Regions from separate parts of the Homo sapiens genome. Here region 2 is linked to region 1. A link is an interaction called in ENCODE POLR2A ChIA-PET data of the cell type or tissue named here. Cell type or tissue: IMR-90. All regions are shown on one strand. Links, peaks and the distances in the headings refer to the core of each region. The heading gives the core; the rest is flanking DNA.

Evidence for each region. ChIA-PET counts read pairs that join two places held together with the same protein. Peaks named below come from ENCODE experiments on the same cell type or tissue, not always from the same donor. Only the 100,000 strongest peaks of a DNase experiment are listed, where the experiment ranks them.
Region 2: POLR2A ChIA-PET joins it to region 1 with 6 read pairs; 4 of 35 experiments call an interaction of 5 or more read pairs at or near these places.

What each region holds. Positions count from the first base shown.
Region 1 is chr21:46,071,653-46,086,813 of GRCh38, forward strand. It overlaps the pseudogene PSMA6P3. Among named protein-coding and RNA genes, the nearest start is that of COL6A2-DT, 18 kb to the right of the region's middle. RefSeq lists enhancers at 8,455-8,964, 13,276-13,776, 13,777-14,277. In IMR-90, for the core only: no CTCF peak of the experiment used is centred there; a DNase peak (open chromatin) is centred at 7,899; H3K27ac peaks cover 2,195 bases.
Region 2 is chr21:46,009,549-46,024,709 of GRCh38, forward strand. No RefSeq gene overlaps it. Among named protein-coding and RNA genes, the nearest start is that of COL6A1, 35 kb to the left of the region's middle. RefSeq lists an enhancer at 13,379-13,878. In IMR-90, for the core only: no CTCF peak of the experiment used is centred there; no DNase peak of the experiment used is centred there.

The sequences.
Region 1 (15,161 bases), core at 5,434-9,433:
TCACAGCTCTGGAGGCTGGGAAGTCCAACATCAAGGCCCCTGCAAGTTCAGTGAATGGGCAAAGGCCCATTTCTCATGGAAGGTGCTGCCTGGGGGTCCTCACACGGTGGGAAGAATGAAAAGGGGAAAAGGGACAAGTGCCACGTCCTCAGATGGCAGCAGAAAAGCAAAAGGCACACGCAGGCTCCCCCCGCCCTTTTATAAGGCGCTAACCTGCTCATGGTGGTGGAGAAGGCCTCACCTCTTCATACGCCAAAATGAAGATTAACTTTCTTTTTTTCCCCAAAAAGCATAGTTCTTACTGATACACAGTCCTAACCACTTGAGTGGTGGGTGAAGTGGGAGAGGATCTCTTTTGAATCATAATGCGGCTTCACTGTTACCAAATACGCAGGCTGGTGGCATCACAGATGTATAAACCAGTGACAATGTTTAGTTTCTGCTAGAATGACAAGGTGAGCGTCAGCCTCTGCTTCTGTAAGTATCCTGAATTTAGGATTTGCAGCTGTAATCTCTCCAACTTTTCTTTCTGATGATTTGAAACCAATGGATAGCACGGTAGACAGGCAGGTAATTGCAGTTACCACTGTCTGTTCAGGCCGGGCACAGTGGCTCATGCCTGTAATCCCAGCACTTTGGAAGGCCAAGGCAGGCATCTAGGAGGAAGGCATGGATTTACGTGTGTGTGGCCCATGCTGGGTGTGGTGGTGAAGGAAGTGGTGAGGTCAGGAGTTCGAGACCAGCTTGGCCAGCATGGTGAAGCCCCGTCTCTACTAAAATTACAAAAATTAGCATGGTGGCATGGCATACAGGCATGGTGGCACATTCCTGTAATCCAAGCTACTTGGGAGGTTCCAGGGAGGCAGAGGTTGCAGTCAGCAGAGATTGCGCCACTGCACTCCAGCCTGGGTGACAGAGTGAGACTCTGTCTCAAAAAAAAAAAAAAAAAAGATATGCCAAGCAAATAGAAATTATAAGAAAGTTGGAGGTGCAACTTTAATGTCAGGCAAAGTGGACCCAGGACAAACAATATCATAAGGAATAAAGAAGAAAGATAAAGAAGTCAACTCGTCAAGAAGACAGCATCTGAAATGAATATTCACCAAATGCGAAATTCTCAACATCCATGAATTAAAAACGGACAGAACTGAAAAGAGAAATGGATTAATCCACAATTATAATACTTATAATGGCGATTTCAACCCCCTTTCAGTAACTGTTAGAACACATAGGCATTAGAGTTAATCAAAAAGTCAATAATTATTCATCTAAAAGTCAACATTTTGAAGACATCCAAATATTCTGAAATCAAGCAATGCACTTCTAAATAATATTTCAGTCAAAGAAATCAAAAGAAAATTTAAAAATATTTTTTACTGAAAGAAAGTAATATTTTTAATGTCAAAATAAAAGGTATACCTAAAACAGTGTTTGGAGAAAAACACACAGCCTTATGTGCTTGTATTAAAAAAGGAGAAAAGTCTAAAATCAAGGATATAGGTTTCTACTTAAGAAGCTAGAGAAAGTAAAAGTAAATCAAAAGCTAAGTAGAAAGATGGAAATTAAAAAAGAAAAGAGTGGATATCAAGGAAACTGACCAAAAAAATGGAGAAAACCAATTAAATCAAAGCTGGTTTATTGAAAATGTCAATAAAATTAATAAGTATCTAGATAGATTGATCAAGATAAGAAAAAAGAAAAAACACAAATTACCAATATGAGGACTAAACTGGAGCACAGCACTACAGATCTTACAGATGTTAAAAGGATCATAAGGAAATATTATATTATAAAGACCTCAAAATTGACAACTTAGAAGAAATGGAAAAATTCATTAAAAGACACAAATTACCAAATTGGATAAGGGAAATAATAGAAAGTCTGAATATAGCTATAGACTAAAAGAAATTAAAATTATTACCAAAACCTTCCAAAATGGAAACTCCAGGCCCAGATGGCTCCTGGATGAATTCTATCAAATATTGAGGAAGTAATAATGCCGATCTTCACGAAAGCTGTCAGAAAATAGAAAAATTTCCAACTCATTTTTTGATGCCAATATACTAGTCTTCAAAACAGACAGTTGTCTTTTTGGGTTTTTTTTTTTTTTTTTTTTTGAGACAGGGTCTCACTCTGTCACTCAGGCTGGAGTGCAGTGGCATGATGACAGCTCACTGCAGCCTCAACCTCCCAGGCGCAAACGATCCTTCCACCTCAGCCTCCCCAGTAGCTGGGACTCTAGGCACGAAACCACCATGCCCAGCTAATTTTTTTTTGTTATCACTTGTTTGTAGAGACAGGGTTTCACCATGTTCATCAGGCTGGTCTTAAACTCCAGGCTGGTCTTGAACTCCTGGGCTCAAGTGATCCACCCGCCTTGGCCTCCCAAAGTGCTGGGATTACAAGCATAAGCCAGCATGCCCAGCCAAAACAGACAGATTTTAAAAGGAAAGAGACCTGTATGCCAATATCACTCACAAGCCTACAGTTAAAAGTCCTTAACAAAATCAAATTCAGCAATGTATTTTTTAAAATTCATCATGATCAAATGGGATAGATCCCAGAAATGCTAGACTCATTTAATATTAAAAACCAAATAATACAATTCACCATATTAATATAAATTTTTTTAAGACAGAGTCTCACTCTGTTTCCCAGGCTGAGGTAGAGTGGCGTGATCTCGGCTCACTGCAACCTCTGCTTCCCTGATTCAAGCAATTCTCCTGCCTCAGCCTCCCGAGTAGCTGAGATTACAGGTGCCTGCCACCACCCCTGGCTAATTTTTGTATTTTTAGTAGAGATGGGGTTTCACCATGTTGGCCAGGCTGGTCTTGAACTCCTTACCTCAAGTGATCCACCCACCTCAGCCTCCCAAAGTGCTGGGATTTAAAGATGTGGGCCACAGTGCCAGGCCTATAATGATTTTTAAAAAACATATGATCATCTCAGATTTCTCTACATCTATAGAAAAAGCATTTGTCAAAATCCAATAGCTGTTTATCATAAAAACTATTAGAAATCAGAAATAGGGAAACTCTTCAAACCTGACAAAGAATATCTATGAAAAGCTTATAGCTAATATCAATTTAATGAGAAAGGTTAAATCTTTCCTCTTAAGGAGCAGTGCAGTGGTGAATACTCTCCCCACTTCTCTTCAATGGCATATGCAGAGCCCTGGCCTAAGCCCAGACTTTTTATGAGAAAAATAAATAAAAGGCATACAAATTGGGAAGAAAGATGTAAGACTGATTGTCTTTATACACAGACAACATGATTGCGTATCTAGAAAACTTAGGAAACCCAAAAAGCTACTAGAACTGACATTTGAATGTAGCAAAGTCACAGAATACAAGATCAATGAACAGTCAGAAATTATAATTTATGAACTACAATTTATGATAGTATCAAATAACAATAAATGCTTAGGGATAAATTTAACATTTGGATCTCCAAGTGTAGTGGCTCCTCACACCTATAATCCCAGCACGTTTGGAAGCTTAGGTGAGTCCAGTTCAAGAGCAGCCTGGGCAACTTGGAAGGACAGCCTGTCTCACCACTCCTATTCAACATAGTATTGGAAGTTCTGGCCAGGGCAATCAGGCAAGAGAAAGAAATAAAGGTATTCAAATAGGAAGAGAGAAAGTCAAATTGTCTTTGTTCACAGATGACATGATCCTATATCTAGAAAACCCCATCGTCTCAGCCCAAAAGTTTCTTAAGCTGATAAGCAACTTTAGCAAAGTCTCAGGACACAAAATCAATATGCAGAAATCGCAAGCATTCCTATACACCAAAAACAGACAAGCAGAGAGCCAAATCATGAGTGAACTCCCACTCACAATTGCTACAAAGGGAATAAAATACCTAGGAATACAGCTATCAAGGGAAGCGAAGGACTTCTTCAAGGAGAACTACAAACCACTGCTCAAGGAAATCAGAGAGGACACAAACAAATGGGAAAACATTCCATGCTCATGGATAGGAAGAACCAATATCGTGAAAATGGCAAGTAATGTATAGATTCAATGTTATTCCCGTTAAACTACTATTGACATTCTTCACAGAATTAATTAGATGAAACTATTTTACGATTCATATGGAACCAAAAAAGAGTTCTTATAGCCAAGACTATCTTAAACAAAAAGAACAAAGCTGGAGGCATCACACTGTTGGACTTCAAATTATGCTACAAGGCTATAGTAACCAAAACAGCATGATACTGCTAAAAACAACAACAAAAAAACAAACAAACAACAAACAAAAAAACAGACACACAGACCAGTGGAACAGAATTGAGAACTGAGAAATAAGACCACACATCTACAACTATCTGATCTTTGACAAACCTGACAAAAACAAGCAATAGGGAAAGGATTTCCTATTTAATAAATGGTGCTGGGAAAACTAGCTAGCCATATGCAGAAAATTGATACTGGGCCCCTTCCTTACACCTTATACAAAAATTAACTCAAGATAGATTAAAGACTTAAATGTAAAACCCAAAACTATAAAAACCCTAGAAGAAAATCTAGGCAATGCCATTCAGGACATAGGCACAAAGATTTCATGATGAAAATATCAAAAGCAATTGCAACAAAAGCAAAAATTTATAAATGGGATCTAACTAAAGAGCTTCTGCACAGCAAAAGAAACTATCATCAGAGCAAACAGTCAATCTACAGAATGGGAGAGCATTTTTGCCATCTATCCATCTGGCAAAGGCCTAATACCCAGAATCTACAAAGAACTTAAACAAATTACAAGAAAAAAGCAAACAAGCCCATTAAAATGCAGGCAAAGGACATGAACAGACACTTCTCAAAAGAAGACATACATGCAGGCAACAAACATATGAAAAAAAGCTCAACATCACTGGTCATTACAGAAATGCAAATCAAAACTATGATGAGATACCATCTCACACCAGTCAGAATGGCGATTATTAATAAGTCAAGAAACAACAGATGCTGGCGAGGCTGTGGAGAAATAGGAATACTTTTACACTGTTGGTGGGAATGTAAATTAGTTCAACCATTGTGGAAGACAGTGTGGTGATTCCTCAAAGATCTAGAACCAGAAGTGCTATTTGACCCAGCAATCCCATTACTGGGTATATACCCAAAGGATTATAAATCATTCTATTATAAAGATACAGCACGCATATGTTCATTGCAGCATTATTCACAATAGCAAAGACATGGAATCAACCCGAATGTTCATCCATGATAGAGTGGATAAAGAAAATGTGGTACATATAGACCATGGAATACTATGCAGCCATAAAAAGGAATAAGATCATGTCCTTTGCAGGGACGTGGATAGAGCTGGAAGCCGTGATCCTCAGCAAACCAACGCAGGAACAGAAAACCAAACACCGCATGTTCTCACTTATAAGTGGGAGCTGAACAATGAGAACACATGGACACAGGGAGGGAAACGACACGCACTGGGGCCTGTCAGGGTGTGGGGTTGGGGGAGGGAGAGCATTAGGAAAAGAGCTAATGTGTGCTGGGCTTCATACCTAGGTGATGGGTTGGTAGGTGCAGCAAACCACCATGGCACACGTTCACCTATGTAACAAACCTGCACATCCTGCACATGTACCCCAGAACTTAAAATAAAAAAAATACTCTTAGCTTCTGTGTGTGTTTCTGTGTGTCTGTATCGTCTCCTCTTCTTACATGGACACCAGCCATTAGATTAGGGCCACCTAATCCCATAGAGCTACAGGACACAGGACGTCCTGGTTCCTGGAGCATTGACTGTAAGTCAGACGTTATGTAATACAATTCTCTCTTCACAAAGAGAAACGGATAAAATGTGTCTACTTTGTCATTTTGGATTGGAGAAGAGAACGTCCATGGCTCTTTGAATGAATGAACCATTTCACCAAGTCTCAGTGGCCCCAAGAATCCTTAATAAATACCCTACTGCTGGTTCCCCCGTGCTGGGGTGGGGCAGATGAGTAGCGTAGCACCGAGAGCTCATGGTCCTTCTCAGGACAGTGGTTTCAGACACTGGGTAAGGGTGTGTCTGAAACGCACAAGTGTGTCCCTGCTTCTAGGGAGTCCCCAGAACACAGCAGGCACCCGCACAGACCTTCCACACGGATGGCTCACTCTTCTCCACGCACCAGTAAAGATCACCCAGCCAGGAGGACTGGACTTGGCCCTGGGACACCTGGTGGTCTCCTGCTTCGGTCTGGATGCCCCCGTGAAGTCGTAAAGGCCCCCAGGTGGACCCAAGGAAAGCGGGGAGGAGAGGGCTTCCTCGTGGGGCTCCAGAAACCAGGCACTCGGGCCCCTGCCTCTGCGAGACGTGTTCACTCATTTTGCGGGGTCCCCAGTCTCTGCAAAGCACAGCACCGACGCAAGGCTGGTCTCTCTGCTTCGCAGGACTCGGTGGTGACATGGGCCGATGGTGGAGGTGCAGGCACCACGGCCTTCCTGCTCCCCACTGGGGTGGAACCTGCAAAGCTCCTTCGTTGAAGTGGTCACTCCCAGTACCTTGGAATGTGACTTATTTGGAGACAGGGTGTTTGAGAGGCCCTGAAGTAAAAGGAAGCCATCGGGGTAGCCCTAATCCAATCCGACTGGCATCCACATAAGGAGAGGAGATGAGACACAGACATTCCCAGAGGGAGGACCACATAATGACATGGAGGAGACGCCATCTGCCCACGATTCCTGTCCCTGGAGCATTGCAGTGAGGCCGGTGTGGGGCAGCCTCAGGGGCGTCCACACCAGGTGAGACGGGGGGTCCAGAGAGACGACGGGCTTGAGGGGTCCTCACCCTGCACCTGCAGCACCAAAAACTCACCGAGGCCCTCAGGGTCCTCCTTCCCGCACCAGCGGTTCTCTTGCACTTTCTCCTCACTCGGGACTCAAGGGGCCACCCAGAGCAGCCACCGCAGGCGCCCTGCATGGCTAGAGGGGCCGCCAGGGTCCATGCTCCCGGAGCCTTCTCAGCTCCAATGCAGAAAGCGTGGGAAAGAAAGACGTATTCCGGGGTTTGTGCATCACAGGCTTAGGCTCTGAGGGGAGTGGAAGTACCAGGGCGGAGAGGAACCTTCAGCAAAGATCCCACGTGGCAGAGGCTGAGCTGGAGAGGGTGACCTCAGCAGGGAAGTGAGGAGAGCACAGAGCAGCCAACCAGTTCCTGGCAGCTTTGGGACCGTGTCTTCTGGGGACTGTGGCCAGGTTCAGGCTCAGCCCTCACCCTTGGTGGTGACTCCGAGGCCGGCAGAGCCCCAAGTCAGCCTGTCCTGGGCAGGCACAAGGGTCCCACAGCAGGGTCACCCGGAGTCCCCAAGCTGGGCACCCTAAGGGGTGTCACCAGAGGAAACACTTGGGTCTGTGGCTGAGGCTGAGGACCTGGCTGGGCAGAGGCCCCCATGGCCTTCATGCCTCTGAGAAAGGGTCAGAAAACTCCTGATGATGGAGGTTAAACAGCCGTGGTCCCTGGGGCATGGAGGCCTGAATGCCACTGAGCCAAGTTATGTGGAAACAAGGAAGGCAGCATCCAGCACCACTGCCCATGGGAGACTGTGGGCGTGACCAGGTCCTGCAGGGTTGCAGAGGATGCCCAGGGGACCGGCAGCCCGGGGCTTGCAGGAGGGACCCCAGGCCCACTGAGCTGCAACTTATCAATTAAACCCAAGGATTCAGGCCACGTGGTCCCAGATGTGAAGTCGAGCCCCAAAGCCACTATCAGACTTTGGGATCCCAGCCAGGTCACCGGCCTCCCTGCTCCCGGCTCCCTCCTGGTCCAACATGGACTGGGGGTCTGAGGAGTCCACGAAGCTATGTGCTCGCTGCTCAGACACTCACCCCCACACGTGCTGTCACTGGCGGCTGGGCTCATAATTGGAAACAGACCCATGTGACTCAGAGGAAGCCAGCACTGCCCCAGCTCACGCAGGCCCTCCTCGGAGCTTTAACAAGGGGCTAGCTTCCTGTGAGCCCCACTGTGTCCCACTGACATGTCAGCCACACCGCTGAGTTCATCCAGCCAGGGTGTCTTGGAAGGTTCTGTTCCCACGCACGTAGCCAACAGCACCAGGCTACACACACACGTGTGGACACACATACACACACACACATGTGCGCACACACATCCACACGCACATGCACACACACGTGCATGCACATACACACCCACACACGTGCACACACACGCGTGTACACTCGTACACGCACATGGACACACACACGTACACACATACACATGCACACATCCGTGGACACACACACACACATGCACACATGCGCACACACACGCACACGCACATCGAGCTCCCATCAGCCCCTCGCGGCCACCCAGGACACAGGATCACAGTGAGCTGCAGTGACCACTCAGGGCTCCCAACGCCCGTTCCGGGGACCCTTGCTGGGGACTCTGCTTTGGAAAATGCAACAGAGAACAGACGTCTGCAGAGGCAGCCGCACAACTCCCTCACTCCCGGGGAGGTGCAGCCCCTGCTCTGTGGGCTCAAGAGGAGGTGTGCCACAGAGGTGCTGTGGGGGTGGCATGGATGTGCCTTGTGGGTGCCCCGGGGGGTGCTGTGGGGGTTCCCTGGGGGTGTCAAGGGGTGGGCCACATGGGCGAGCCCCCGATGGCGTGTTGCGCTGCTCCCAGACTTGTCCTGTCAGCGTGGCTGCCGCCCATTCTCCTCGCGTCCCCCCCTCCTCCCTGGAACCAGGTCCAGATGTGAGGTTCTGCCCTCGTGGCCACCAGCCTCCCAGCAGATGACCAGGAAGTCGCTGTGAGCATCTCACGGGGATGGAGAAGCACATTCAGTGAGTGTCAGGAGGATGTCAGCCTAGACTGGGTGAGGTCCCAGGTGCAGCCCCGTGGGTCATAAACAGCAGCTAAACCTGCAGGGCCCAGGGCGGTGCAGCTGCCGAGGCACAGAAGACGACAAGGGGCACTGGCAGGAGGCCCCCGAGCGCCTGGGCTGTACATGCAGATAAAAGCAGCAGACACGTGGCCTCACCAGCTCCCACTGCAGCCCAGCCTGCAGGCCAGGAGTCTGGGGCTCAGCCAGTCTCACGCAGCAACTGCAGCCTGGTCCCGGGCCCGGGGGGACGGCCGTCTCCAAGCTCACTCGGCTGACAGCCAACCTGTTCCCGGTTCCCGGCAGCTTTGGGACTGTGTCTTCTGGGGACTGTGGCCAGGCTCAGCCCTCACCCTTGGCAACAGTCCCCCAGCCCCTCACAGGAGTCCCCAGGTGCTTCCAACCCTACAACTTCTCTTCTGGCCCCACTCGAGGTGCCATAGGCCTCCCGTCATGAGGCCAGGTCCACCCAGTGACCTCCCACCTAAGGTCAACTGATGAGCACCCCAACTACTCTGAAAACGGGATGTCACAGAGCAGGAGTGACGCCGGGGTACAGACCCAGGCCACCCAGTCTCCTGCCCACCACCGAGGAGAGGACGCTGAATGGGGCTTCTGAGGCCAAGTGCGCCAACGCAGACACTGCGTAGCCCCAGAGGCCTCGGGGACAACGGGATGAGGAGGGCACTCGAAGGCGCCCGGCACACGGCCGTCTCCTTCGTGCACCAGGACCTCCTCCCGAGCTCAGACACAGAAGGCCTGCTCTGCAGAAAACATGGGTGTCTGACCATTACCAGTCACTCACTAATAGCCCAAATTCCTTCCTGATAAATGTGCCGTGACACATTCACCTGGACCTAGCCACCTTCGGAACATTTTCTCCGAGTGACAAATATGACTGCACGGCCCGGGCTCTGGAAAGTGTGTCATGTACAGGAACGGCCGAGGTCGTTTAGCTGGCGTGGGGGTGGGCACGGCCCTGCATCCCCCCAGCAGTGAGGCAGGGACAGACTGTGAAGCCTCCCCCAGGCCCCACTGAAGACCCCCCGGTCCCCAACCCTAGGGACTGAGGGGTGGGCCCAGAGCAGGGACAGGGGAGCCTCAGGGTCTCTGCAGCTGGGGCCTCCCAGCGCTCCCCCTGGCAGGTGGCCTGGGCCAGGGCAGCTGACTCAGAGCCCCGGATGGCAGGGAGGCCCGAACCAGCTGTGGCACCCACGGCCGCACCCGACAGCCATGGAAACTTCCCGACAGCAGTCGCTGTTTCACAGCTGAGGAGGAGAGGGGAGCAGCCCAGGGGCCCTGCAGCAGGTGCCATGTGGACTCGGCCCAGCCGTCCAGGACCGGAAGAGCAGGCGCAGCCACTGGAGGGCTACGGATTCCAGGGCTTAGAAGGAGGTGCCGGCGGCTCCCAGGGAGCAGGCCATTTGCTTGTTCTCAGCAGCCCCTACCACGGGACAGTGAGAACCTTCACACCACACGGAGGAACCCGCAAGACACGCATGCCCCTCTCACGGGTGGGGAAACTGAGGCACCCAGGGAGCAAATGACTTGCCTCAGGTCAGGCAGAGGATGAATGGGGTCCTTCATGCCCTGTCTCTCCCAGGCTCTGAGTAGCTGAGCGCCGTTGGCCGAGGCAGCCTGGGAATAGGGAGGCAACAGGAGCCTGGACGGCAAAGAGGGGGTGAGCGGTCAGCTCCCCCGACCCCTCCACAGACCCCGTCCACCGTGCAGGGCCCCAGAGCCCAGGGTCCAGAGGCCGCCCCTCAAACACACTGTGGCTTTGCAGTCCCTGGAGGCTGCCGTGCGTGTCTGCTGTGGGCGGTACAAGGACGGGGGACAGCAGCCCCCCGAGGCCAGGCCAGGTGGGGGCAGGGGTCCTGCAGATGCAACCTCGGGGCTCCCGTCAGGGCGGCTCTCAGGGTCAACAGCCCGGCCCACCCTCCCCAGGCAACCGTTCACCCCGCCTCAGTCACGGCTTGGACGACGACGCTCGCTGCTCAGCCATCGTGGTGTGACCCCGGGAGGCTGTGGTCAGTCCCAGAGTGAGCAGGCCTGGGGGTGCTGTGCCCCCTCCTGGCAGGGACCCACCCACTTGATCTCTCTTCCCATCTGACCCTTGCTCCCCAGAGACCCTCCCAGTCCCGACCTGTCCCACAGGCTGGGCCTTGACAGAGAAGCCAGGTGGGCTAGAGGGTCCTCTCACTTTGGGCCTCTGTGTCCCTGGGGTGCCACGCCTGGGACTGTCCACACCAACTGCAGGGGAGAGAAGCTCAGGAGGACTCAGGACCTGGCAATGCCAAGAAAATGACCCCCTCCTCCAGGAAGGCCACTGGGCTTCCACTCAGGTGGGGAGGCTGGGTGACCAGTCCCTGGGACGTGAGCTGAGGCCAGAAGACATGCTGGCAGGGATCGGGGCCTTGAGCATTCGTGGGGGCAGAGTGGGGCGCCTGATAAAGGGGGTCTCTGAGCTGGTGGGAGGGGGCCCCTGGAGAGCTGGGTGGGGTGGGGGACTCAGAGTCTTGTCCAGAGGGACCTGAGCTTGGAAGAGGTGACCTGGGGGGCAGCCGGGCAGGCAAGGTGCTCCCAGCCTGCAGGCCATCGTCACCATCCAGGTCTTATTGGGAGGCCCTGGGCCGCACCCAGCAGCCCTCCCCCGCCTGCCACCACATCTGCACGTGCGGGGATCTAATAAGTGAGTTGGGTAATTGGGTGCGTTGAGCAGGGAGGGGGCCACATGTTGCTGGTCTCACCCTCGACCGCATCTGCTTACTGAGAGGAGGTTTGCCCGGTGGAGTCTCCACAGGGCCCTCCAAGGCTGGGCCTCAGACCCTGGGGGAGGGCAGGCGGCAGCCTCCAGGGAGTCCTGACTCGGGAGAAATTGAGGGGCCCCTGTGGCATTTCGGTTAAACCAGCCCCAGAAAATCCCACCCCTGCGACGACTGTGGGCCCCGGAATCAGGCCCTCTCGAAGTGGCTTCCAGCTCACAAGTTCATAGCCACCCCCCGGCTGCCGCCCACAGCACCGCGCCCTCCACGCGGGGCTGCACGTTTGTTCCGGGTCTCAAGGCTGTTAATCCTCAGGACAGCTGGTTCTGTTTAGGGCTTGATTTGTCCGACAATTTAAAATTTTCTTCCTGCCGGAAAGCGGCTCCTTCAAAGGGAAGAGAGGCTTCTCTGCGGCCGACGTCGCTGAGTCTTCCAAGACCTCAGCCCACAGAGCGGGAGGGGCCCAGAGGGCAGCGTGAGTGCCTCAGACCACGGGAGGGAGCTGCCCAGGAGCCAGGAGGACCAGTGCCCCCAAAGAAACGCAACAGGGCACGCAGCCCCACCACGCCCCACTCCTCCCGACCTCAAGGAACAGAGCAGGCAGGAGTGGGAGGGAGGCGCAGACAAGGCCTGTGTCCTGGGCCTGTAGGGGAGAAGCTGGGGAGAGCAGGCCCTGTACCCTGAGGATGTGGAATGGGCGCCCCACCGCAGATGGCTCCTAGGGTCCCTTCCAGGCGGTATTCCTAATTTCTGGGCATGTGTCATCCCTGTGGCTCGGCTGCACGGGCTGTGAGCTGCTCCCGATGCCTGTGGAACAGGGGGCTGCTCCCCACCCCCGCCAACATACAGGGCAGCGGAGATGCAAGCAGCAATAGCCTGACTTTGAGGCTGGATGTCCAGTCTCTGGGTCCGAACCCATCCCAGGCGAGCTGTGGTCCCAGACCCCCTAGTGCAGCTCTGGGGGGGACCCAGGGCCCTGTCTTGAGCTCTGTGACGTCCCCTCCCCTCTGAAACTGGCAACTGGTCCCAGGCAGTGTGACCACCCCACACCCGGCCCTGTGGCTGCTGTGAGTGCCCTCTGACCCTGCCCTGTGGTGGCTTCCTGTGAGCAGCGGCAGCAGACCCATCTGCTCCCGTGTTCCCGTCTGAACCCTCCTGCCGTCCTGGGGGCTGCGGGAGGGGCTACCAGCCAGACGAGGGCTGACCCGGGAGGCGAGTACAGTGGTGCCGGGGAGGGTCAGGGGTCTCGGTGAGAATTGCGAATGGTCAAACCCAGAGGTTGCACCCGAGGCCAGGTCCAGAGGGGAGCCCAGGCCACCCTGAGGGACAGGTCCCTGGGTGGGGCGGGAGCCGGAAAAGGAGGAACACACTGGAATGCGTCCCAGGTTCTCCATCAAGCTGACGTTGGCATCAGGGTAAATGTACAATTCTAATAATGTGAGAATAAGGCTCATTAGAGGTAGATATTGGGTTTTGTTAAAAGGTATTTCCAGCCTGTCTTAAACCAATCACAGGACTTCTCTCCTCTTGTGTCCATCAAGGACACTTAGGTGCCTCCAGGTTTGGCTGTGTGTGGTTTCACACCATCATGCCAGCTGGCACGCGCGTGCACCCAGTGGTGCTGACACCTCCACAGTGAGCCAGGGAAACCTGCCTGCGGCTGCCACCGCCCCAACCCTGGTATCCTGGGAGGTTCCTCACGGGCAGCTCGCCCGACCCAGGTGCAGTGAAGAGTCCCCTGTGACTGAGGAGGAGCAGTGACACAGCCAGGGCACAGTGTGATTCCAGGACTCCCGGACCCCACCCCTGTGACCGAGGAGGAGCAGTGACACAGCCAGGACACAGTGAGACTCCAGGACTCCCCGACCCTGCCCCTGTGACAGAGGAGGAGCAGTGACACAGCCAGGACACGGTGTGACTCCAGGACCCTGCCCCTGTGACCGAGGAGGAGCAGTGACACAGCCAGGGCATAGTGTGACTCCAGGACCCTGCCCCTGTGACCGAGGAGGAGCAGTGACACAGCCAGGACACAGTGTGACTCCAGGACTCCCGGACCCTGCCCCTGTGACCGAGGAGGAGCAGTGACACAGCCAGGACACAGTGAGACTCCAGGACTCCCCGACCCTGCCCCTGTGACAGAGGAGGAGCAGTGACACAGCCAGGGCATAGGGTGACTCCAGGACCCTGCCCCTGTGACCGAGGAGGAGCAGTGACACAGCCAGGGCACAGTGTGACTCCAGGACCCTGCCCCTGTGACTGAGGAGGAGCAGTGACACAGCCAGGGCACAGTGTGACTCCAGGACTCCCGGACCCTGCCCCTGTGACTGAGGAGGAGCAGTGACACAGCCAGGGCATAGTGTGACTCCAGGACCCTGCCCCTGTGACTGAGGAGGAGCAGTGACACAGCCAGGGCACAGTGTGACTCCAGGACTCCCGGACCCTGCCCCTGTGACTGAGGAGGAGCAGTGACACAGCCAGGGCATAGTGTGACTCCAGGACTCCAGGACCCTCCCCCTGTGACAGAGGAGGAGCAGTGACACAGCCAGGGCACAGTGTGACTCCAGGACCCTGCCCCTGTGACTGATCGCCTGGGTGCTTTTGCCCCACCATCCTGACCACTGTCATCATGGACCAGTCAGTGGCACTGCTATCCTCAGACAGGCTGGCCTGGGCTGAATGGTGGCCTTCAAACTTGGTCATCATCCCAAATAAAATGACAGGCCCAGCCACACAACACTGAAATAGAAAACAGGCAAACAATAGAGACAATCAACACAACAAAAAGCTGACTCTGAAAAGATCAATAAATTTGATACAACTCTACCTATACTGATTTTTTAAAAGAGAGAAGTGACAAATTATTAACATGAGAAATGAAATAGGAAACATCACTACAGATCTGACAGACATTAAAAGGACAATAAAGAAATATGATGACCAACTTTATGCCAATAAATTTAGACAACTTATATAAAATAAACAGATTCCTTGAAATATATAAATTATCTAAATTAACTCAAAAATATTCCTATAGTTATTAAGAAAATTGTGTGAGAGGTCTTCACTGGAGAATTATATCAAACATTTAAGAAAGAAGTAACACCAATTCTGAATAAACTCTTTCAGAATATAGAAGGGAAGGTAACATTTCAAAATTTATTTGATGAGACCAAAATCATCCTGATACCCAAACCAGAAAAGAAAAACACAGACCAACATCTCAAATGAACATAAACACAAAATTCCTTAACAAAGCATTAGCAAATTGAACCTGCCAATTTATATAAAGGATACTATACCATAGCTAACTGTGCTTATGCAATTTTGGCTTAAGATTTTTTAAATCAAACAATATAATTTACTATAATAGCAGAATAGAGGTGATGAACAATTTGATCACCTCAATAAATGCAGAAAGTATATTTGACAAAATGCAATGCCTGTTTGTGAAAGTACTCTAAGAAAACTAGAAATTGAAGTTAACTTTCTCTAAAATAAAAACTAAAAAAAAAAGAAGTTAACTTTCTCAACATAATAAAGAGCATCATCACCAACAACCA
Region 2 (15,161 bases), core at 5,701-9,700, 62 kb before region 1:
TTTGTTTTTCCTCCTGCCACTGCAGCTACGATAGCCCAACGCCGCGCAACGATGACAAACGACCTCAGCTGTGGCTTTGCTGTGACCCTTTCCTGGACAGCACCAGTGCTGGGGTCCTCACTTTCCTTTCTTGGATTTTGTTTCTCCTTGTTATGTTCCACTTTTAATCTTTCGAGATGTGTTGTCTTCCACGCATGTTTGCAGACAGCAGTACTCACGTTTCCAAACCCAATCCAATCATCTTTGCTCTTTATGGAAAAGTTAAACACATTCATATTTCAGACAAATGATATTTGGCCTTTTCAACGCATTTTTTATGCTACGATTATGGAAGCATGTGGAGGGGTTGTTTCCATTCCATCCAAGGTCAGTTTGCCTGTGCGGTTCCCTGACGCCCGCCCGAGGGAGACCTCCGGGTTGGTGAAATGACTGAGCACAGGTGTCCTCCCACCCTCCGCGCTGGCTGGTCCGCCAGCACTTTCTGCAGAGACAGCTTCTAGATGGCAGCGCTCCCCACACAGGTTGCAGACCATGTCCCTCTCCTTCTCGCAGCTCCAGGTGGTGATGCCTCAGGCCCTGCAGGCTGGGGACCACATCTTGAGTGAGGGTGCGGTGTCGCCTCAGGGACATGAGTTAAACTGTGAGAGACGCCCCCTCACACCCCTAAAAGGCTGAAGCTGGACTGGCAGCACCAGCGCCGGTAGTCTGCAAGGATGTGGGGTGACTGCAGCCCTCTTGCGGGCTGTGGGGTGCAGCTGCTTTAGAATCTCCCCTCCGTTTCTCAAAGCCCAGTACGCACTTGCCCACCTCAGCCAAGCTCCTGAGCGTTTGCCCAGATAGGTGAAACACAGAACTCATGCGCAAGTCCGGAGAGACGCGCACGGATGTTCACAGCAGCTTCGGTTGGTGAGTGGACTGGGAGCAGTTCCGCCCCCACCCAGCCAGCTTGAAACAGGAGGCTGAGCCTCCAGTGAGGTGTCGACGCATTGATTTCAGCTGTGAGACCCCAGCACAGGCCCCAGCTGAGCCGCGACCAGGCGTCTGACCACAGAGCCGGCGAGATGGCACGTTGGTGCCGCTGAGACCCCAGCACAGGCCCCAGCTGAGCCGTGACCAGACATCTGACCACAGAGCAGGCGAGATGGCACGTTGGTGCCGCTGAGACCCCAGCACAGGCCCCAGCTGAGCCGTGACCAGGCGTCTGACCACAGAGCCGGCGAGATGGCACGTTGGTGCCGCTGAGACCCCAGCACAGGCCCCAGCTGAGCCGTGACCAGGCGTCTGACCACAGAGCCGGCGAGATGGCACGTTGGTGCCGCTGAGACCCCAGCACAGGCCCCAGCTGAGCCGTGACCAGGCGTCTGACCACAGAGCAGGCGAGATGGCACGTTGGTGCCGCTGAGACCCCAGCACAGGCCCCAGCTGAGCCGTGACCAGGCGTCTGACCACAGAGCCGGCGAGATGGCACGTTGGTGCCGCTGAGACCCCAGCACAGGCCCCAGCTGAGCCGTGACCAGGCGTCTGACCACAGAGCCGGCGAGATGGCACGTTGGTGCAGCTCTGAGGCACTGCTTCAATACACGGTTGTGTTAGAATGAATACGCCTCATCTTTATCCCCAACCCTGTGAGCTCTTCCCATATTTCTAGTAGACTTTTCCCTCCCTCCCCCAACCCCTTGCTCCTGGAATGGAGCCACCATTCACCCAAGGTGGGTGCCCCTCCTTTCTTCCACGCGGAGTGGGGGCAGCTCCTTTGATGGCTGGTTTGCACGTCGACCATCCCTTCCCATAGGTCTCCTGGGGAAGTGACACCTTCCCTCCTCCTGTCAGCCCCAGGACCGACTGGCCCCACACACAGACCCGCGCAGGAGCAGCAGGGTCTGGACCCCAGGCAGTTTGGTCCATCCTGGGCTTAGGGGGCCTCCTGCTGATCTTCATTCTCTTCCTTGGAGAGGACAGGGCAGGAGCAAACACCTCCAAGGGAGTGACCTCTTCACAGAGTGACCTCTCCAAGGGAGTGACCTCCTCACGGGAGTGACCTCTCCGGGGGAGTGACCTCCTCACGGGAGTGACCTCTCCGGGGGAGTGACCTCTTCACGGGAGTGACCTCTCCGGGGGAGTGACCTCTTCACGGGAGTGACCTCTCCAAGGGGGGGTGTGTGCATGTGTGTGCGTGTGCACGTGTGTGCATGTGTGTGCGTGTGTGTACGTTTGTGCGTGTGTGTACATGTGTACGTATGTGTGCATGTGTGTGCGTGTGTGACTGCATGTGAGGATGTCTGCCTCCAAAAGTGGGGGTAACAATAGTGTGCAGCCTGTTCTTGTTCCTGACTTTGGCAGAAACGCCAAAAGTGTGTCCCACTAAGACACTGTTTCTATTTGTCCATAAAAATGAGGAAATAAATCTTGTTTTTCATAGATGGAGATGATTATATAATTAGCACCTTTGAAATCGTGGAAGCCTGGTGATTTGGGGTCAGGGATCGAAGGGAGCAGTTCTGATTTTTGTATGTGAATGTGTCTGCTTAGATTTTCTATATTTACTTAGTTAATTTCAGTCAGTCATATAAAACTGTCTTTTCTTTCAGGTTTTTCAGTGTTTGGGTCCGGTGTTACAGTAATCTTCTAAGATTTTTTTCCCCTTCTTATAGGAAATCACTTGGTGATTAGGCCACCAAGAACATCATTCTGACAATCATCGGAATTTTAATATGTCTGTGAATTGGATGATGGCATTGTATCAGTGGTATCAATGTTAAATTCCTGATTTTGAGCACTGTATGTGGTTATGTAAGAGAATGTTCTTGTTTTTAGGAAACACATACTGAAGTATTTAGGAATAAAATAATACTGACTCCACTCAGCGACGGGATTAGCTTTTGTTTAGTAGTTTCAATAAGCAACTTTGCAAATGTGCAATGGCCACAATGTTTTTAACAAAGGTTCCATTTGGAATAAATTTGCTAATACCACTTAAGTAAGAAAATGGGGTGTGTAAAGTAAAAATTCTAACACATAACTAACATATTTTGGTGTGTATTTTTACAGCAGTTCCATGTCTATTGTTTTCTGAATATCCAGAGTAACCCAGAATGTTCTAAAATGTAGGAGGAAAACACAGGACCTCACACAAGCTGCAGACTAAGTTTCTCTTGGGAAAAAAAGTGATAAATGTTACTAAATTACTGACACCCCCCTAACAAAGTTTGAAAAAATCGAGTTTTACTGATGGTGCACTGCCATGTTTATTTCTTCACACTCCCATAGCTATGAACATTGTACATAGTCCTTGTGTGGACACATACTTTCATTTCTTTGGGTAAATACCTAACAGTGGAATGGCTGTGTTATATGGTAGTTACTATTAACTTTTTAAGAAATAGCCAAATTGTTTCCAAAGTGATGCTACCATTTAACCTCCTCATCAGCAGTGTATGAGCACTGCTTCACACCCTCAGCAACGCTTGGTCGGATCAGTCCTTTAAATTTCAGCCACTCTCACAGATGTGTAGTGGTGTCTCGCTGTGCTTTCATTTGTATCTCCCTAATTACTAATGCTGTTGAGAATTTGTCATGTGCTTATTTGCCATCCATATTTTTTTTTGTTAAGTGTCTCTTTAAATCACTTGCCCATTTAAAAACATTGTTAGTTTTCTTACTATTGGGTTTTGAGAGTTTTTAATTATGTTCTAGAAAAGTGACTTTAGTCAGATGCATGATTTCAATAGTTTTTTTGCCAACCTTGTTTTCATTCTCATAACAATGTATTTCAAAGAACAGAAGTTTTTAATTTTGATGAAGTCCATCTCATCTTTTTGTTTAATGAATCCTGCTTTTCATATATGTAAGAGCTCTTTGCCAAGCCCAATATTTTCCTCTGTAAGTTTCATAGTTTCAGGTTTTAAATGCTCTGTTTTGAATTAATAATTGCATATGGTACAAGATATGGATCCAAGTTCATCTTTTTTCAAGTGGATGTCCAATTGTTCCAGCACCGTTTGTTGAAAAAACTATCATTTCTTTGCTGATTTTTATTAGCTCCCTGGTTAAAAAAATTAGTTGTGAATATACATTAGGATTTATTTCTGGACTCTATGCTGCTCCATTGATCTATTTGTCTATCTTATGCCAATATTACACTGTCCTGATTACTGTGGCTTTACAAGTCTTGAAATTACAGAGTGTTAATTTTCCAATGCTGTTGTCCTTTTTCAAAGTTGTTTTGGCTATTCTAGGTCACTTGAATTCCCATATGAATTTAAAATCAGCTTGTCAATTTTTATAAAATAGCCTGTTGGAATTTTGATTGAATCAGCAGACCACTTTGGGGATAACTGACCACTTAACAGTAACGATGGACACAGTTGACTTAGTTCATTCTGTGTTGTTATAAAGGGATATCTGAGGCTGGGTAATTTATAAAAGAAAGAAGTTTATTTAGGTCATGGTTCTGAAGGATGTATAAGGAGTATAGAGATGGAATCTGCTCAGCTTCTTTTGTACAGCTTTAGAACATGGTGGAGAAGGTCAGAAAGGAAGCGAGCACATGCAAAGGGGAACCAACCCTGATGTGCATCCTGACTTTATAGCCACCCACTCTCTCAGGAACTGGTGCATTCATCCAGAACCAATCCAGTCACCTTACAGACAAACATGCAGACCACAGCAACAGTATAATTCTCCATTTATTTGGATCTTATTTATCTCAGCAATGTTTTATAAGTTTCAGTGTATAGGTTTTGCTTATATTTGTATAGATTTATACCCTAAGCAGATCATATTTTATGTCAATATTGTAAATGGTAATTTTAAATTTCAATTTATAAGTATTTGTTAATAACAGATAGAAATACAATTGATTTTTGGATTTTGAGCTTGTGTCCTGCAACACCGCTAAACTTATTATTTGTAGCAGCTTTAAAAAGATTCCATTGGGCTTTCTATATAGATGATCATATTGTCTATAAATAAAGACAGTTTTACTTCTGTTATTCCACCTTAGATGACTCATTTCTTTTTCCACCTTGTTGCACTGGCTAGAACCCCTATTCCAATATTAAAAAGAAGCAGTGAAAGTGGCCATCCTTGTCCCGATCTTAGAGTTTCCCACTAAGCATAATGTTAGCTACAGGTTTTTCAGAGATGCACTTTAACAAGTTGAGGTACTTCCCTTCTATTTTGTGTTTGTTCAGAGTTAGGGTTTTTTTTTATTTTAATAAAGAACAGATACTGGATTTTATCAAATGCTTTTTCTGCATCTTTTGAAATAATCACAATTTTTCTCTTTTCTAGTTTGTTAATATGGTGAATTACAGTAGTTGATTTTCAGAACTTAAACCATCTTGTAATGTTCATTTATTTACAAATTTTTTAATGTTTTGTTCTGAGATAATTGTAGATTTCCATGCAGTTGTAAGAAACAATACAGAAAGATTCTGTATACCCTTTACCCAGTTTCCCCCAACGTTAGCATCTTGCAAACCTATAGTACAATGGCACAAACAGGATATTGACATCAACAGGACCATGATAAAGAACAATTCCATCACCACGAGGATCCTCTGTGTGGCCCTTTTGTAGCCATACCCACTTTTCTCCCACCTCAATCCCCTCCACTACTGGCAACCACTAATCTATAGTCCATCTCTATAATTTCATCATTTCAAAACTGTTATATGAATGGAATCATACTATCTGATCTTTTTGGATGGATTTTTTCACTCAGCATAACTCTTTGAAAATTTATCCATGTTATTTCAAGTATCAATAGTTCATAATTCTCTGAAAATTTATCCAGGCTATTTCAAGTATTAATAGTTCATTTCTTTTTATTGCTGAGTAGTCTTTCATGGTATGAATGTACCACAATTTGTTTAACCATTCATCTGCTGAAGGATATCTAGGTTGTTTCCAGTTTTTACCTATTATGGATAAAGCCACTATAAGCATTTGTGTACAGGTTTTTGTATGAACATAAATCTTCATTTCTTTGGGATAAAATCCCAGGAGTACAAATGTTGGGTCATATGGTAGTTGTATGGTTAGTTTTTTTTAAAACTTCCAAATTATTTTCTAGAGTGGCTGTATCATTCCCTCTAGCATTATGTTGATCCAATTTCTCCACATTCTTGTCAGAATTTGGCATTGATTATAGCCTTTATTTTAACCATTCTGATAGATGAGTAATGATATCTCATGGTTTCGATTTGCATTTCCCTGATGGATAATAATGTTGACACGTTCTCATGTGACTATTTGCAATTGATACATTTTCTGTAGTGAAATATTTCTTCATGTATTTTGCCCAGTTCCTAATTGAATTGATTCTTTCTGTTGAGTTTTGAGAGTTCTTTATATATTCTAATACTAGTCCTTTGTCAGATAAGTGATTTGCAAATATTCTCTATAATTCTGTAGTCTTTTTATCCTAATAGACTCTTTCACTGAGCAAAACTTTTCAATTTTGATAAAATAAAGTATAATGTATAATTTTTTTTCCTTTTATGTATTGTATTTTGGTGTCAAGTCTAAGAATACTTTGTCTAGCACTAGATCCTGAAAAAATTTTCTATGTTTCCAAAAGTTTTATACTTTTATATTTTTCATCTGGTTCCACAACCCATTTTGAATTAATTTTTATATAAGTTGTGGCTTAGGTCAAGTTTCGTATTTTTGCTTATGGACATCCAATTACTCCAGTACCATCTGTTGAAAAGCAGTTTTCCTCCACTGAATTGTTTTTGCATCTTTGTGCAAAACTGAGTACTCTTTCAGCTCTGCCCTCTCTTGCTTCTTTCCTTGTGAGACCCTGGTGGCATGCATGTCAGATCTTCAGTCAGTCCCACAGGTCCTAAGGCTCTATTCTTCTCTTGTTATTCAGATTGGATAATTTATATTATCTTCCAGTTCACTATTCTTTGTTTCCTTCATTCTTCTCCTTTTTTAATTTTTTTTTTTATTCGAGACAGAGTCTCGCTCTTTCATCCAGGTTGGAGTGCAGTGGCACGATCTCGACTCATTGCAACCTCCGCCTCCCAGGTTCAAGTGATTCTCCTTCCTCAGCCTCTCAAGTAGCTGCTTCATTCTTCTCTTGAACCATCTACTGAGCTTTTTATTTTGGTTACTATAGTTTTCAATTATAAAATTTCCATTTGATTCTTCTTTACATCTTCTATTTATTTGATAGGACTTTCTATTCCATTGCTTTGTTGAGGCTATTTTTTTTTCATTTGTTTCAAGAATGTTTGTAATTGTTTGTTGAGGCGGTCTTATCATCACTATTTTAAACCCTTTGTTAGATAATTTTAGTATCTGTCATCTCAGCACTGACATTTTTGGCTGTCTTTTTCATTCAGTTTGAAATCTTCCTGGTTCTTGGTATGGTTAGTAATTTTTTATTGAAACCTGGACATTTTTATACTATGTTATGAGACTCTGGATCTCATTTAAAAACTTGTTTTAGCTGGCTTTCTTTGACACTGGTCTAGCAAAGGGAGGGAGGGAGGCACTACCTTGTTACTGCCAGGTGGAAGCAGAAATCCAGGCTCCCACTAAGGCCTGTATTGATACCCAAGAGGAAGGGGGTAACTTGTTACTTCTGGATGGTGGCAGGATTTCTGGCTCACCATGTGGTCTCCACTGATTCCACTCTAGGGGAAGCCTCATTACTGTTGAGTCATGGTGGAGGTCTTAACTCCTCACTAAGCCTCCTCCACCTCACCCCACTGGGGAGGTAAAGGCTTACTTTATTACTGCTGAGTAGGAGTGGAGGTTTAGGTTGTTTGTGGTTTCCACTGAACTGTGAGGTGTGGGGTGTCATGCCTTATGATCAACTGGTGGGGATAGAAATACTGGCTCTCTACTTGGCATGTGACATCATTCTCATGCTCTACTTGGCATGTGACATCATTCTCATGAGCATGAAAATTTAGGCTCCCCAACTTGGGCTTTGCTTGCATAGGTGAGGGTGAGGCCACAAAGTTTCTGTCTTCCTAGGTTGTTCCTATCCTGGTCCTCTGGCTAGAAACAGTAAACTCTTATTAGGGATATTTTTGTCTGCCCTTTGGTGTTTCTAGGTTTCCAGCTTCTTCAGCTCCATATCTGGGATATACAAGGGAAAAGGAAAACCCAGGGAGCTCAACACCATATCATTCTTCAAATTCCCGTGTTCCTAGCAGATCTGCCTTCTTTGCTCCACCTTTCAGAATATTTTTCTATTTGTTTCACATATAATTTTCAGGGTCTTTTTGTTGTACTTGGCAGGAGGAATAGGGAAAAGCATATCTACGCCAGGTCCCAGAGAGGAAGTCTGTTCCATGTGGTTTTATTGCTATGTTATTTGGTGCATTAAGATTTCATGGTTGGCTGAGCAAGGTGGTTCAGGACTGTAATCCCAACACTTTGGGAGGCTGCTTGAACCCAGGAGCTCAAGACCAGCCTGGACAACATGGTGAAACCGTCTGTATTAAAAATACAAAAAATTAGCAGAGCGTGGTGGTACACACTTGTAGTAACAGCTACTCTGGAGGCTGAGGTGGGAGAATCACATGATCCTGGGAAGTTGAGGTTGTAGTGAGCCATGATTGCACCACTACACTCCACCCTGGGTGATGCGAGTGAGACCTTGTCTCAGAAAAAAAAAAAATCATGATCAATATACAGTGCTGTTTTAACTCACTTCATAATTTATGTCTTGAATTTAATCTGCCTTTGTTTCTCTAGGTTTTAATGTGCCCTTTCTGAATCACTTTGTTGTGGATGAATTTCTTATTTACTTGGACTTTACTACATCTTTCAATAGGTAAGTATATTTAATTTGCATTTGACACATTTTGTTTTAATGCCAGCATTTTACATTTTCTATTTATAATGTTTTATTTTCTAACTCTCACTGTATGAACTTCTTTCAGAAGTGGGATGTTTTCCTTATGGTGATCTGAAAGGGTTACACTGTTCAATTATTCCACTTTTTTCTTTCATATATTATACCCTATATTAGTCTCCCTGGGCTACAATAACAAAGTACCACAGACTGGGTGACTTAAACAACAGAAATTTACTTTCTCTCACAGTTCCGGAGACTGGAAGTACATCAAGGTGCCAGCATAGGTGATTTCTGGTATAGGGGAGGATCTCTTCCTGGCTTGAAAACAGTGGCTCTCTTGCCAGGTTCACACATGGAAGGAGATTGTGAGGGTATAGAAAAATATTTGGTGTCTCTAAGGACACTGCTCCTATCAGATCAGTGCCTGACCCTTATGACCTCATTTAACCTCAATTACTTCCTGTTTTAAATACGGCCACACTGGAAGTTAGGGCTTCAACATACAAATTTGAGAGAGGAGGAGGCACAAGCATTCAGTCCATAAAACACCCCAACACTCTTTTTGTAGATTTAGCACTTTAGACAATGTCTATTGAACATATACGTTAAAAGATAAGAAAAGCAGCAGACCTTCTCTTACCTACTTTTCTCACCTCTCCTCCTCTTACCTACTTTCTGATCTTTCCTGATTATAATTTTTTTTTTTTGGACAGAGTCCTGCTCTGTTGCCCAGGCTAGAGTGCAGTGGCACGATCCTGGCTCACTGCAACCTCTGCCTCCGTGTTAAGCAATTCCCCTCCCCCAGCCTCCCAAGTGGCTTGGACTACAGGTGCACGCTGCCACTCTGGGCTAATTTTTTGTATTTTAGTAGAGATGGGGTTTCATCATGTTGCCCAGGCTGGTCTTGAACTCCTGAGCTCAGGCAATCTGCTGGCCTCAGCTTCCCAAAGTGCTGGGATTACAGGCGTTAAGCCACCGTGCCCAGCCAATTCATTCTCATTTTTATTTTAGTTCTTCCTATGGCTCCCTTTAGAACTGTTACTTCTTGATGTTTTTCCAACTTAGAAACTATCTGTGCCTTCCCACTGTGAAAGACCAGTATTCTAATACACTTACACTCCTTTCCCCAAACCTCCTGATTTGTCAACTTCACCTCATAAGGATTTATGTCATTTTCTTCCGAGACTATCTAAAAGTTGTTGAGACTTGGCTTTCCAAGCTGGCAACCCCAGCCCTAATTCATAAGGAATCACCATGGGTCTGGTGGGGGCAGGAGGAAGTAAGGTGAGAAAGGCCACAATTCCTCTGAAATTCCCACCTCCTTTCCCATCTCCTTCAGCCCTCTCCTTTTAGAGGAATCATTGGGGGGCAGAGAGGGGGGCATTCCCTTGGGCTCTGACTTCTGTCCTCTCCCACTGCAGCTTCCAGGCAGAGTGGAGGCAGGTGCTGCTTTGATGCAAGGAGCTGATTTCCCTTCCTCCACTTTCAACAGTAAAGGCTGTTGCTGTTTGTCTTTTCTTGCTCAAACCGTTGTGGTTCATATCCTTGGGTGTGAGGGTAGTGAGACAGGGGGCTTCACCCAGCTCCCTAAACCAGAAATCACTGACAATTCTTCACAAGTACAGAGTAGGTGCTATGGTCCCTAAATTACTGAAGAGAAAACTGGGACTAGGGGAGGTGACTTGACTTTCTCCAGGCCCTCAGGCAGTGGATGGTGGGGCTATAACATGGAGCCTTCTCCCTCCTTGTCCTGTGCTTTTCCTTCTCCAGTTGGGTAGAGACAGAAACATTTTCTAACCACAAAATTAAGAGAGCTTCATTCACCAGAGGTGTCTTGGTGGAAAGAGCTCTCATTTTCTTTGTAAAAATTCGACAAGTACTGAGATGAAGGGCAAAAGTGTTGGCACCCATTCTCCTCATTATGGCTACTTCAGAAAAGGGAGTTGGCATAGGTGTACCTACAATGAACTGAAGAGTTTACAGTCACTAGGGGAAATGTGGGAGGGAAGAGAAAATGCTGAGGCTGTGGAGGGGTTAAGTCTGGGGGATAGCAAAGTGGACTTCAGAAGTCCAGGTACATCTTAGTGTTTCACAACATGAATACCCTCCGCCAGCACCCCATGTAGCAGAAAGCTTTTGAGGAGTGCCACATTGTAGAGTTCTGCACCCAGGTGAATATAGGGCAGGACTGCCTACAGCATACAGACCCTGGTCCTAAGACGTGAAATCAGGAGGAGAGTCTTCATGAAGTAGAAGACCCCCCCACCCCACCCCAGGAGAACGCTGGACTTTGACATGCCTAGACTCAAAGCCAAATGTATCTGGCTCTTTGAAGGAAGAGCAGAACTTGAACTTGACAGCTTCCTTGCTTTAGTCCTTGTTACTGTGCCAGAGGCGGCACAGTGCTGAGGTTAAGAGCATAGGCTCTGGAGCTGACCTGCATAGACTCAGATCTCAGCCGTCAGGGCCTCCATTTGCTCATCTCTGATGTGGGAGTAATAACATCACCCATGGCAGAATGCTGTCCTGAGGGTTCAAGTGATCTTTGCAATGCACTTAGACCAGTGCCAAGGGCGTGGTAAGTACGATGGGAAGTATTTAAATACAATGTGTAAAGCTGGATAAAAGTGTCTATCGCATGGCTATAAGATGAGGTGAGGCTGGATGCGGTGGCTCACGCCTGTAATCCCAGCACTTTGGGAGGCCGAGGCGGGCAGATCACGAGGTCAGGAGATCAAGACCATCCTGGCTAACACGGCGAAACCCCGTCTCTACTAAAAATACAAAAAATTAGCCGGGCGTGATGGCGGGCGCCTGTAGTCCCAGCTACTCAGGAGGCTGAGGCAGGAGAATGGCGTGAACCTGGGAGACAGAGCTTGCAGTGAGCTGAGATCGTGCCACTGCACTCCAGCCTGGGCGACAGAGCAAGACTCTGTCTCAAAAAAAAAAAAAAAAAAAAAAAAAAAAAAAAAAAAAAGATGAAGTGAGGAGGGGATGAAAACTGCCTCACTCTCTAGGCTGCTCCACGCATATGAGCTGCAGCCATCCACTGCTGCGCTTTTTGTTAAGACAGCATTCCTAGGTCAGATCCCCACTACTTTTGCCTTCATGTTGCTTTTCTGTGGGTTCTGTCTCCTGTTCAGCATATTTATATATCTTTTGCCAGTTGGATCTGAGGTTTCCCCTAGGGCTTGCGTTTGATCTCTTCTCCCAGATGGTTCCCAAATGTGGCGGAAAAGGCTGAGGTCAGCTGCCATAGTGCTGTTCAGACTTCCCTGTGGTAGAGCACGTACAGGATGGCTGAGCTGAGGCTTGCGATGTCTGAACCACTCCAGGAGACTGAGGGGACAAGTACGGTAAGAAGTCCCAGACACACAATGGACTTCCCATGTGTCAAGCTGCCTCCCACTAACTGGGGGCACAGAAATGACCCTGCAGACTCCAGGCACAAATCGGGAAGGGACCTGGAGCCATCACCTGGACTCGATGGTCGGCCATCTCCTCCAGGTGGCCTTCAGTCCCAACCTGAGCAGGCTTTCAGAGCAGAGGTCCTCTGCTGGCTTCACATGCATAATTTGGAGGTGGGAGAATCTTTAAAGATTCTGATGCCAGGCCCAACCCAGACCAAGTCACTCCCACCATCTGGGCTAGAGCCCAGGCCCAGCTAGCTGCCATTGACTTGGAGGAAAAGCAGCCCACAGGCTCAGGTCTGGGATGTTAGCATTCCTTACGTGATCTGGAAGCTACAAAAACCAAACAAAACACTTTGTTCAAACACCACATGGCGGAGGATGAGGGCCACTCGCAGCTGCGCACGAACATTCCTTCCGTGAGGGAGATGAGCTTCCTCGCGGCCTTTCTGGAGGACTCGGATTGGCAATACTTGCAATGTAACAATGTCTCCCAAACCAGCTTCCCGGAAAATGAAAAGCACTTCGGCATTCACCCTGGAGCAGGAGGAGCTTTCAAAACCTGCAACAGGCCCCAGAGCTCGAAGGCCCTCAAGGGTGGGGTTCTGGCTGCTGCCGTCCGTTCTGCTCCAGCCAGCGGTGAACTCAGTAGCCTCGGCGTCCCCAGAAACCCCGCCCTCGGAGCCTGGGCTCCCGCTTCCACGCTTGTTCCCCTGGGGTCCTGAGGGTGCCACCACACGGGGACAGGGGCTGCAGCGAGACAGCAAGTGCCTGGGGAGTCCGCACACACCACACGATAAGCAGCCGCAGACCCGGAGCTGAGGCTGTGGTCCCGAAGAGAAACCCTTCCCAGATTCCCCCAGGCTCCTAGTCCTTGCATCTCATTGGCTGGAGGGGCATCACGTGTGCATCTCTAAACCAATCACAGGCTAGATGCACGGTGGCCTGGCTCCTGCTTGGCTCTGGATGTGCATTTCCAGTGATGTGGGGCTTCCAGCGGCATCCATGTTCATCCACCTTGGGCTGCCCCTGCCTCACCCTCCCAGCTGAGTGGGAGCCTCTTTCTGGTCCAGAGCCTCCTGCTGGGCTGCTTGGTGACCGCCTGGCTTGGGCCACCTGGGCCCGCTGGTGGCGGTTTGCACAGCTGGGGCTGTGTAGTCCCCAGCGGCTGGCCAGACAGGCTGTGCCTGCTCTCACTGGACCCATGGGGTAACTGAGGCACAGGGCCGGGATCCAAACGCAGCACCGGGTCCACAGCCGGCGGTGTTGATGACTCCACTGAGCAGGTGGTTGGTCCCAGCTTGGAGTCGTCTGCGTCTGCCCCCTCCTCTGGGGAATCGGGGGTGATGGCATCACCCACACCCGTGTGGACGGTGTTGCAGGCTGTTACCTCACACGCCTCAATGTCCTGGTTCAGCCACCTTCTGAAGTGGATCCTCTGCCTTCCCATGTGTCGCAGATGAGGCAGTGAGGCACAGAGAGGTCAAAGGTGCCCACCCAAACAAACGCGGCTAGAGTTGAGGAGCCAGTGTCCGCAATCCAGGGTGACTGCATTCCGAGCACCACGCCGTCCACCTGTGCGGACGCGTCCGCGCTCTAGGGTGAGCTTCAGGATGGTGTCCAGGCCAGGCCTGTCCGTTATGTGTGGTTATGGCAAGTCTTTCCTAACTGTCCAGAGTTTTGATGGACTCAAGCTCTCTCAATATCAGGAACTTTAAAAAAGGAAAGAGTCCACCCAGGTCTGAATGTAGATGTTCCTGATGTGAGCAAAGAAAAAAGGAAACCCCAGGAGGGGAAGCTTATAATTTTCACCTCAGTGGCCAGGACCAGGGCAGTGTGGGCTGCGGAGGGTGACTGCAAGGCCTGGGGTCTCCAGGATGACTTAGGAGCCATAAAACTTCCTCCGCTCGGTTTCTGTCGTCACCGGTCTGCTTTGCTGCAGTGACAGGCAGTAAAACTGTTATCTTCAAAATGCCTTGTCTAAAAGGCAGCCAAGAAAGGAAAACCAGGGAAATGCATCCCATTCATGCTGATGTCAAAAGAAGAGGCGATTCCAGAAAAAAAGCCTTTGAAGGAGCAAGATAATGGAAACACAGCTTAACATGTGGTCCGGGACTTAGCATGGGAAAGGCGTCACTTTTCCAGAAGCATCTGGTTCAAAGTGTTGGTGTCATGTGAGAAGAACCAGCATAATACTGGACGGGGGTCTTGTGGGCAGGCTGTGAGGGGCTCTACATGACATGCTTGCTCCCTCATGCCTTACACTGCAGTGCTGAGTACCCTAAGACCTGAACCCAGAAATATCTGCATGTGGACCCAAAGGTATGGGTCAAAAGTGTGAAATGAAACAGTATTTTAAAGAATTAAAACTAGAAACAAAGATAATATCCATCAGCAGGGAATGGCTAAATAAATTCCAGCATATTCATACTGGAGAATAACATGCAGCCACTAAAAAGAATGGGAGAGCATCAGGGAAGTACAAGTTAAGACTTTATGAGGCCCTATCACATACCCAACAGAGTGACAGCACTCTAAAAAGGCTGATAATACCAAATGTGGTGAGGACGTGAAACAACTGGAACTTTCATACACTCCTGGAATGCGAAGTGATTCCATCATGTGGGAAAATAGGCAATTTCTGTTAAAGCTATATATACATCTCTTCATGATACAATCATTTCACCCTAAGCAAAGTTAGAAAAATCAGTGAAATGTCCAACAACAATTCACAGCGACTTCATTGATAACAAGCCAAAAACTTGAAGCAACTCAATTGTCTATCACTTGGCTAATGGAGAAATAATTGTAGTGTAATTCATCAATGGAATAGTATACAACAATAAAAAGAATAAGCAATAGAGACACATGACAGTATGGATGAATCTCACAGACATTATTTGAGCAAAAGAAGTCAGGCACAGTAG